2 separate regions of the Homo sapiens genome follow, and region 2 is linked to region 1. A link is an interaction called in ENCODE POLR2A ChIA-PET data of the cell type or tissue named here. Cell type or tissue: A673. All regions are shown on one strand. Each heading gives the region's core, and the rest is flanking DNA. Links, peaks and the distances in the headings are about the cores only.

Region 1 (5,383 bases), core at 78-5,077:
TAGAGAAAAAAGCAACTAGAAGGAAGCATACCAAAGTGGCTGTCTCTGAGTGGTAGAATCATGGAATGCCCTTCTTTTCTCTCCTTTGTTATTTCTATCTTCTACTATAAAGAAGTATATCTGGCCAGGCGCGGTGGCTCACTCCTGTAATCCCAGCACTTTGGGAGGCTGAGGCGGGCATATCATCTGAGGTCAGGAGTTCGAGACCACCCTGGCCAACATGGTGAAACCCCAACTCTACTAAAAATACAAAAACTAGCTGGGTGTGGTGGTGGATGCCTGTAATCCCAGCTATTCAGGAGGCCAAGGCAGGAGAATCGCTTGAACTCGGGAAGCAGAGGTTTCAGTGAGCCAAGATTGTACCATTGCACTCCAGCCTGGGTGACAGAGCAAGACTCCGTCTCAAAAAAAAAAAAAAAAAAAAAAGAAAGAAAGAAAGAAAGAAAAAAGGAAAAAAAAAAGTATGTCTGCCTTATCAGCCTTGTCTTTTATGACCACTCCTTCAGTCAGATGGTCTTTTTCCAGAACACCATGTTCTTTCCCACCTCCACGCCTTTGCTTATACTGAGCCTGCTACCTAGAATTCTCATCTCCTTTTTCTCCAAGAGCAAGCTTCGATCTCTCCATCTCTATAAAGGCTTCCCTGTCTGTCTATGTTGATCTTCAGCCATCGCTTTTTTTTCTGAACTTCTGCTCTTCCTCAGTCAGTGGCATGATATGCCATTTCCCAAGGGCATAAATCATCTCCTTTAATCTTCAAACCTCCCTGGGAGATTTTCATTATTATATCCATTTTGTTGGTGAGGATACTGTGTGAATCAGAGAGATTAGGTAACTTGTACAAGACACTGTTTCATTACTCTTTAATTATTTCATGTTTTTACATGCTTCGTCTCTTCACCAAGATTATAAGCATATTGTTTTCCAGGATCTTATTTTATGCAATACTATCTTACTCATCTGATACTCAAGAATGAATCTTTACCATAATTTTATTTTCAAATTGTTTGCTTTAATTATCAAACAGTATTTTATGTTAACCTCTTTTAATCATTTTAACAATAAATTGAGTATTGTGAGCCTTTTTCTCCAATATGTAGAATCAATATAATTATCAGTTGTGGTACCATGCTGTATCACAATGATACTCTCAAAGACTATTAGGGAATAGGGCAATTTGCCCTTGTACCAAATGTCTGCTACAGAATCCTAGTATGTCTTACATAAGTATTACCAGTTAGACTCATGTATCTAATTCCTCTCCTCTCCTCCCTCCTACTCTAAAATGAACAGATGAGCTCATTTTAGCAAGTACAGTATCATGTCTATGCATTTCCAGCTGCATCTGTCTGTTGATAAAAGGAACTTAGTACTGAAACACAACTGGACTAACTGTAATTGAAACTGTAATGAAAAATGAGCAATTTAAATAATGGGTCAGATAACAAAAATCTGTTTTACTTCAAGAATCCTTACATAAGATTTATATATTGCAAATTTCCTGTTAAATTCTTGCTTGATTGATAGACAATATATTATATGCAATCAGACACATACATATACTACAATTATTGCTACTGAAAGTCTATTCAGATTCATTTGTTGTAAGATTAGACTTACAGTTTTCCAAGTTTGCCTTATGAAAGGAATTGAAAGAGGCCTTTGGAAATATTCAATATAATAGTTTGAAATATTCAGATTCCAAGACTTTCCCCTGGAAATTCTGACTCTGTTGATGTGGGTTGGAATCTGAGAATCTATTCTTTTTTAACAAGCATTCTAGATGATTCCAAGGTTTTCTCACAAATCTAAATGGGGTTTGTGGGCAAACTACTCTCTCAGTTCCTGCATATCAATGTATTTTTTTTTAATTCTTCATGACAAAAGAATATCTTAGCTGGGTATAGGACCCTTTCCCTTCTTTCAAAAAATGATGAGAGCTTACTAAGGGTCTGTTCTCAGTGACAGCAGTGAACAAACAAGTCCTCCATTCTTACAGTGCCCATATTCTAGTGGGAAAAAGAGATACAATAAACAAACACAGGTAAGCAGATAAGTGCTATAACTTATAGGAAATAAAGTGAATAAGGCAGATAGAGAATGACCCAGAAGAGAGTTGCCATTTTATTAAAATGTAGGGGGTTAGAGAAGGCCTCCTTGATAAGATAATACCTGAACAAAGACCTGAGGAAGGGAGGGAGCCATGTGGAGTTGGGCAAAGTGTGTTCTAGGCCAGATGCAAGGCAGGTGTTGTGACTGGCGGGTGTGAGCAAGGGGAGAAGGATCAGAGACTGTTCAAAAGGAAAGGAGATGCCAGGTGCGGTGGCTTATACCTGTAATCCCAGCACTTTGGGAGGCTGAGGCAGGTGGATCACAAGGTCTAGACATCGAGACTGTCCTGCCCAACATGGTAAAACCTCATCTCTACTAAAAATACAAAAATTAGCTGGGCGTGGTGGCGTGCGCCTGTAGTCCCAGCTACTCAGAAGGCTGAGGCAGGAGAATCACTTGAGTCCAGGAGGCGGAGGTTGTAGTGAGCCGAGATTGTGCCATTGCATTCCAGCCTGGGTGACAAGAGCGAAACTGTCTCAAAAAAAAGAAAGAAAGAAAGAAAGAGGAAGGAAAAAGGAAGGAAGGAAGGTAGGAAGGAAGGAAGGAGGGAGGGAAGGAGGGAGGGAGGGAAAGAAGGAAGGAAGGAAGGAAGGAAGGAAGGAAGGAAGGAAGGAAGGAAGGAAGGAAGGAAGGAAGGAAGGAAGGAAAGGACAGAGAGAGAGAGAAAAGGAGAGATGGGAACCTCTAAGGGGTCTTGAGCACGGAAGTGTTGTGATGGGACCATTGTGATCTGAATGTCCAGGTGAGAGATCACGGTGGCTTGAATCCACTATTTGGAGCAAAGTTTCACTGGTTTCTTGCCTTTTTCTCTCAGATAAATTAGATTACGATGATTTCATCTCAGTTTTCTGTAGAGGCTATATGTCATTGCCTTCCGGCTTCCATGTTTCAAATGAAAAGAAGAACGACACGCTACCTCTTTTCACTTTTTTAAGTAACTTGTCCTTTCTGTTTGGAGACTTATAAGACTTTCCTGTTTATCCTTGAACTAATATTTACAATGAAGCAGACAAAGTCTGTAGGATAGAGTTAAGTTGTCAGATCAAGGTCAGAAAAACACAAAATTGGCGATAAGAAAACAATTGGAAGCCCTGAACCTGAGCACATAGACCAAAATGGGCTAAGGGCAAAAATTCAGATTTTGAAGGAAGTTCCTGGGGCCTTTACGTGGCTGTAGGGCAGCTGCCCTTCCCCAGTCAGCCTCAGCTCAAGCCAGTTAACCTTAGATCCCAGCCCCCAAGCTGCACTAACATCCTACATCTTATGCCTTTACTATCACTTTCCTTTGCAAAAAAAAAAACAAAAAAACACGTGGTCAGAGTTATACTTGGGACCATTTCACTGGCCACATATGTTGACAAATTTAAATTCTGTACGTCTACTTTCATCTCTATTCATAAGCATCTGTTCTAGATACTTACTTAGTACTTAGATAGATCTAAGTATCTATTCACTATATCTGTGGCCCTGAAAGAACTTGGATATATTTATTCAAATGTATAAGTAGAAATTCTGCTTTATTTAGATGCATTTCTTGATTTTTTATTTCATATTTGGCTAAAAGCTGAGTTCATTCATGTCTATAAAAAGTCGATCTCATTTTGGATGTAAGCAGGGAAGAGCCTTGAAGAAAGTATTTATGCCTTGTGCTATTTGGTGGGGGGAGGGGTAGAAGGAGCAGGGAAGCCTGGCTGAATAAAGGGTAAGTGAGAGAAATGAGACAAGGCTCCTCCATCTCCTGTGGAGGGTGAGTTAGAGCACAGACTCAGGAAACTATGTCAAGAAATGAGCGAGTGTCTAATGGGAGATTGCTGTAGGAAAGCAAATGACTGTAATATCTGATAATGATCCACAGAAAGATAAAAGTGTGATAAGGACAAATCACTTCTTATTCTATTCTTTATGTCCTTCCCTCCTCTGCCTCCTCAGCTAGTAGAATCTGCCTTGCTCCCACTCCCTCCCTGTCGCCCACAATCTCTGCATTTTTTTCTCTCATCCATTCTATGAATATCTTCATCTGCTATTTCTGTGGTTTCAGATGAAGAAATACTTCAGTGCATGCCGTGTGCAGCCTAGAAGTTACATATGCAATTGTAGATGAAGCTAACTGACCAGGCGACACCAGGAGGAGCACGAGGACCAAGAGAACTAAGTGGGCAAGATGCCCAGGCAGTGGACAGAAAACAGAGAACAACAACATCCAAAGAGCCACCTGGAGAACAGATGGGGACCGGGGACCAGAATGCTCTTCCTAAATCAAATAGAAAACAGGAAGGCTGTCCAAAGATTTGGGGGGCCAGGAGAGTGAGCAATACAGAAGGGATTGTGACCACCAAGCTCCCTTTCTAGAGAATGTGTCCAAAGCAGGTCCAGGCAGACTGGGGGTGGGAGAGGAGAATTCACATTAAATATTTATAATGTGCACAATGAGTTCTAGTGGGAAATCTCAGAAGATGCCACCATTTCCAACTTTAAAATACCCTTCTTCTTCAATGTCTGTGTGTGTTTTTAGGAATCCAAATACAATAAAATATTCATCATGGAGAGTTTTTGATGGTAAAAGAGTATCCCAGGGAATATCTTCTGATGTTGTATCGTCACCCTTTGTGGAATTTTCTCCCTCTCACTTCATTCTTTATTGGGTTGGAATTGGGATAAAAGAGTAGAGTGGGTCATAAGGTCCTGTTCCAAGTAATTAGAGAGTTTTTTCTTTTATCTAAATGTGCCTTGTTAAAGTATATCAGTGTCAGCCAGGTTAATTGGAACTTTAATACATAATTGATGCTAATTTATGGCTCTTTTTGTTCCAGGATGCTACTGCAGACCTTAAAGTCAGGATACAGTTTTCTTGTTATTAATTATATACAGAAAGCCAATATCCCCTATGAGAAGAGACTCATGTCATCTGTAGCTTATTAAAGATACAGTATGTCAGCCATAGGTCACTTTTACTGCTTATGCCCCCAGTAAACTCCACATTACTCCATAATAACATAATACACTAATCACAGTAAATAAAAATTAGAATTTTAAGTTAAAGCTCATAGCATACTGTATATTAAAATGTTAACATACAATGTTTTAAAAAGTGTCATGTTTCTATGGATTCATTGTATTCCACAGGGCCACAGAAACCTGGAATCATTTTGGAAATCAGTATACCATCTTGAAACCAAAAATGTCTCCATAAATATGAAGGCAATAGCAATGCCGTCACTGAGTCTGCCATGAAGTCAGAATGCCAAATGAAGACTATAAAACTTGGATTTGC
Region 2 (5,383 bases), core at 290-5,289, 190 kb before region 1:
CACAGATTGAACTCTGGCCTAGTTTCAAGTAGAAATCCTGGAGTCAACGCTGAACAACAAAGCCACCTGAAAGGGGCAAAGGGAAAGACTGGGACAAATAATCTAGGTTCAATTCCTGTTCCTGTCCTTGCTAGTGTGCATTTTTGGAGAAATTACCCAACTCTTTGGAGTATGCGTTTGCTACTCTGTAAAATTACAATTGAATAATAAAAGCATAAATGGTATTGTGAAGCTGATAGAATGCCAAAAGACTTAACATAGTGGGTTCTCAGTAATTTTTCCTTCCTTCTTTCTTCCTCCCTTCCTTCTTTCCTTCCTACATACCTGTCACTATATCTGAGGCTCTCCTCCTATCTGCTGGGTGGTAGGACCCAGAAGCTTTAAAGAAAGCACTTTTCTGTCATTTAAAGCTTGCACTCCTCAACCTCCTCATTTGGCTCCATGTCCACGTTTGCAGTTTACCTTTACTACTTCTAACCGAGGAAGTGAAAACTGGTAACCCTCCTTCTCAGTCTTTTTCTATGGAGCCCTAGGGTCATTGTGAGCAGGCCTGGGGAGGATTTTTTCACTAATGCTGAACTAAATGATGTATTAAATTGGGTGAGGGCTGCCTTCAGGTGAAGATGAAAAGTACCTTGGCTGCCCTAGGAAAGAATGCTTCCCCCAGGATGTTTTCAGCTGCACTTTTCCATTCCACTTTAAATAGCACAGGTGATAAGGACTTTATGTGCATAATCCTCTGAACCAGCCCAGCAGCCCAGTGTCACCTTCTGCTACAGAGAAAGAGAGAAGGGAAGGTTGTGCAAGAAGAGATGCTTTAGCTTTCCTTTCAATTTTTTTTTTCTTCCTCACTCCCCTATTGGAAGGAAAGAAAATACGAGCATAAAGAAGGTACCACTTATTTTACCAAAACTTCAAAAGACACCAAATCCAGGTCTCCAGGTAAGTTTCTGGAGTATTCCAGTTATCTTTGATTATGGTTCCAATTAGGATAAGTTTTGCTAAAATGAGTTAGGTATTTCTCTGTGCCTGCCATGGTCATATAATGGAGACAATCAGTCATTTACTGTACACATCAGTGCAGGACTGAGGGAAGGCTTTTAGAAGATGTGGGACTCCACCTTTTCAAAGGGTCAAAGGGCAGACAATTTCACAATAAAGGGCAGAGAGACTTGGACCTCAAGGTTATGGGAGAAAACCTGCTATCTGATCAGAGTGCAAATTGCTCCAAGGATTGGCTGTCAATCACAGAAGAATAAGTAGACCATTATATTTTACTGTCTGCTCCTTGCATAGACTAAATTAGAGCAGTTTGTGTACTTTTTATCACTTTCTTTGTACTTTATGTTGTTAAAAAAATGAATATGGCATATATCCAGTTTTGCCATCAGAGCTTCAAATACAAAGAATATTGACAGAATATTTTTAATAATTTTTTTAAAAATCTTCCCTGGCTATATAAGAGATAAAGCTGTTTTGTTGAACCATACAAATAGAAATTACAGGAATTAGCCATAAAAATATGGATACTGCCTACTTAAAGCTTACATATTTTTACAAGTAAATGATAGAGCAGGGTTTAAATGCAGGTCTGTCCAAACTCATACCGCATAGAAAATTGTGAAAATTAAATACAACGAACTCTAAAAACTAACTTAGGGCAGTGCCTGGCATGCAATAAGCACCCAATAAAGAACACGCACACGCACATTTCATTTCTGCATTTGTCCACAGGGCCCTACTCACTGTATACTCCGCACTCCATGGACTTTAAATACAGCTACCTAAGTGACACAGTAGCCCAGCAGCTGGTTAAACATCAGCAAGTAGAAATGACAGAATGGACAAAGAGGCTATAGAGAAAGGAAGGAATAGTTTTTAAGGTGTGCTACCTGGAGAAAAAGAAGGCTCTGTGAGGTAGCCTAGATGAGGATGGGGGAAAAGTTCTTTAAAAAAGACAACAGGTAAGGGAAATGGTACTGGCTTAGTGGCAAGTAGGAAGATTATAGGATGCAGTGTGCGACTGAGTTCTGCCAGCCACTAGACCTTACTAACAGCCTGTCTCTGAGTCTCTTTTTCTGCAGATGGAGGTCATAGGTGAAAAAAGGATATGTCGAAACCCTGAGTAGATGTACGACAGAAGTAGAAACAAAGTCTCCTCTTTGTTTGCCCTGGGATGTAGCCATATTTCCTTATGACCATATCCCCTGTCTGGCTTGCAGACTACTGTACAGTTTTTGCATTTTTTCTTCAGAAATGACTCACAAATGCTATATTATTTTACCTTCCCAAATTGCTTTCCATAAACCAAAAAAAGGGGGGCTTGGAGTGATATTATAAACATGGCACATCTGTTTTTAATAAATGAAGAAGTATTATAAAATTTTTACTTTGGGGAAATATCCAGAATTTTTTCCTGAAGAAAAATTGTATCCATCTGGTCCCATGAGAGCTGGTTTTTACATTAAGGAATATTTGTTGGTTGGGTGATTGGAGAGTGGGAGTGGGGAAAAGGGGGAAGTTGTTAGATCCAACACTTATCGTTAAGTGGAGTTAGTTTCTAAAAATGTAGCATCCAGAAACTGGTGAGTAATCCTTCTTCGTAGTGCAATATTATGTCACCAGATCTGCTGAGCTAATGCACAATAAAATTAATCCTCCATTTCTGCAAATGCTGGTGATATGGCAATCACAGATGTGCTGAAATAGAAGTGTTCATGCCAGGCAGAGTTCACGAGCCACAGATCTAGCCAATTGTCAAATTTCCGGCCCACACTTCACTCCAAACCCACGCTATCTGAAGGGAGGAGGAAGTGGCTGAAGATTCACTTATCAGCTTTCCAACCCTATCTCATCTCTTTCTCCAGAGTTGTTATTGCACATTTTTGCCATTATTTTACAATTTCCAGCCAACTTGGCAACATACTATTTATGAAGACAGTATGTGGTAGGGCTCGGGCAGGAGAAGTGAAAGTAGGTAAGGGCAAAGAACTGACATTCATGGGCATGGGCATTAAATGGGGCCTTCTAGATTTAAATTTCCCAAAAACCTTGTGGAGCTGGTGTTACACTTCCAATTTTAGACTGGAAGAAACTGCCCAGTAAGCATACCAAAATCAGTACAACCCCAAGCTCTTTCCATTATACCATGTTGATCCAGTCAGCATGTCTATGCTTACATTCTTCTTCTGAATGATCCCTACTGATTTCCAAAAAGGAAGCACTAGGTGAAAGGAATTTAGGGTCAATCTAGTTTAATAACCCAGCCCAACGAATGGCAAAGTAAAGCAAAAGTTACCCTTAACTCACTGGTCCAGTCCATTGTGGCCGTTCATGACTATACTGCGATATCAATGGGGATCTTCTTTTCAGAATCTGGCCACATGCTCATGGAATCAACACCAAGCCCCTCAAAACTCCAGGAAAGAGATTCTGATTGATTAAGCTTGGATCACAAGCCCACTTCCTGGCTAGAGAAAGACAGAATCCCTTGACCAATATAACACCATATGCCAAGGAGAATTGGGTTGCTGTTACCAAAAAGCCAAAATAAAAGATAGCCACTAGAATGGTACTTTTAGAAACCTGCAGTCACCCCGTCTGTTGTTTGAAATTTGTATTACCTCTCCCTCTCCAACAGGAAAATGGGAAACTAAACCCCATGAGGGCAGAGCCATTGTCTGTTTTGTTCCTCTCTCAAAACCAAACATTAGCACGGAGCCTGGTACGTGTAGGGCATGTAATAGCACATGTCTGCTATATGAATGGACCAGTCAAGATCTACATGTTGCCTGAAAGTCTCATCATGAGAAACTAAATGAATTAACTTTGGTGCCTACTTCAAACCAAGTGACTTGGAGGTCTCCCGTGAAACTTGTTCTTCTTTCAGTTGAATCTCAAAATTTATCATGACTCCTAGCAGGCCTTAGCAACAGTGAGGAAAAAGCTGCCCAGCAGTAGCTTTAGCCCTTCTGCAGAAACAACACTCACCAATTCTGAGTGCTTGGATGGCCAAAATCACCCCAGTCAGATGAGCTTTAGCAGTTCTCCTTTCACTGAAAAATCATTAAACATCCTTTATTTTTTTTTTTTCTTTTTTTTTTTTTTGAGACGGAGTCTTGCTCTGTCGCCCAGGCCAGACTGCGGACTGCAGTGGCGCAATCTCGGCTCACTGCAAGCTCCGCTTCCCGGGTTCACGCCATTCTCCTGCCTCAGCCTCCCCAGTAGCTGGGACTACAGGCGCCCGCCACCGCGCCCGGCTAATTTTTTGTATTTTTAGTAGAGACGGGGTTTCACCTTGTTAGCCAGGATGGTCTCGATCTCCTGACCTCATGATCCACCCGCCTCGGCCTCCCAAAGTGCTGGGATTACAGGCGTGAGCCACCGCGCCCGGCCACATTCTTTATTTTTAAATAAGAAGCTTAGCTACCATCTACAGTGCAATATCTCTGTTTCATGTATTTATGACGATTTTAGCTTGTGTCTGAATGTCATCGAGGAAAACCTCTTTTAATTGGGAGGTTGATACACTTTTTAAAAAGAAATTCAGAAAGCAAGGATTTCCCCCACCTCATTTTTATCAACCCACTACCTCCTGAAAATGTCATTTTTGTGTTTCTTCTTACTGCCTTTCTCTGAAGCTCTTTGAATTCAAGGAGAATGTCTTATTTCCTGTTATATCCGTAGCACCTAGTACAGTGCCTGGCACACAGCTGATGCTCAATAAATAGTTGTACTTAATGAATAAGTACATCAGTATGGTTTTTCTTTAAATCAATGTCCAATATATATAACCAATTGTTGAATGCCAGCTCTATGCCAGTCAGGGCACTGTTAGAAACCTAGAGGGAATGTGCGTTTGATGCTTTTGTTAACCAACATAGTTTTTTGTGTTTTTTCTCAAAGACTCACTGTAAGTAGAATCTACAGTGAGAAAACACTAGTAAGGGAAAAAAAACAGGTTGTCTACTAAAGTCATTTAACTTGCTTAAATGGCCTCTTTGGGGCAGGACCACGTGATGACTTTCATGGGCTCCAGGCATTTTGCCGTCATCCCTTCTTCCAAAAAATAATTAAAAGTTATACTTTACAATTCTACTGGTATAAAGATGAATATAAAGCAAACTGAATTCATCATCATCATATATTCATTATCATTCCATTCATTTTTCTTCTTTGTTTTAAATGTAATTAAAACATTAAAAGTACCGCGGGCCCCATAAACACTGCCTGCTGCACCTAATGGATAAGTCAGCCCTGCCTTGGGGGCCACTTGAACAGTACTATTTCCCAACCAGAGCAAGTTCTCCTCCTCCCTCCTTTTCTGATGGAATAAAGCTTCACTCCAAGGGGCTGATCTAGGCTTTCTAGTTAGAATCCTAAC

What was found. ChIA-PET counts read pairs that join two places held together with the same protein. Peaks named below come from ENCODE experiments on the same cell type or tissue, not always from the same donor. Only the 100,000 strongest peaks of a DNase experiment are listed, where the experiment ranks them.
Region 2: POLR2A ChIA-PET joins it to region 1 with 7 read pairs; 2 of 35 experiments call an interaction of 5 or more read pairs at or near these places.

The regions. Positions count from the first base shown.
Region 1 is chr3:182,667,931-182,673,313 of GRCh38, forward strand. LINC02031 (long intergenic non-protein coding RNA 2031) reads left to right here. Exons shown (of 5, transcript XR_427440.3): 5 at 4,151-5,383. Among named protein-coding and RNA genes, the nearest start is that of LINC02031, 27 kb to the left of the region's middle. In A673, for the core only: no CTCF peak of the experiment used is centred there; no DNase peak of the experiment used is centred there.
Region 2 is chr3:182,477,361-182,482,743 of GRCh38, forward strand. The region is part of intron 1 of LINC01994 (long intergenic non-protein coding RNA 1994); the gene reads right to left. Among named protein-coding and RNA genes, the nearest start is that of LINC01994, 6.3 kb to the right of the region's middle. RefSeq lists a silencer at 2,661-2,955. In A673, for the core only: no CTCF peak of the experiment used is centred there; a DNase peak (open chromatin) is centred at 2,641.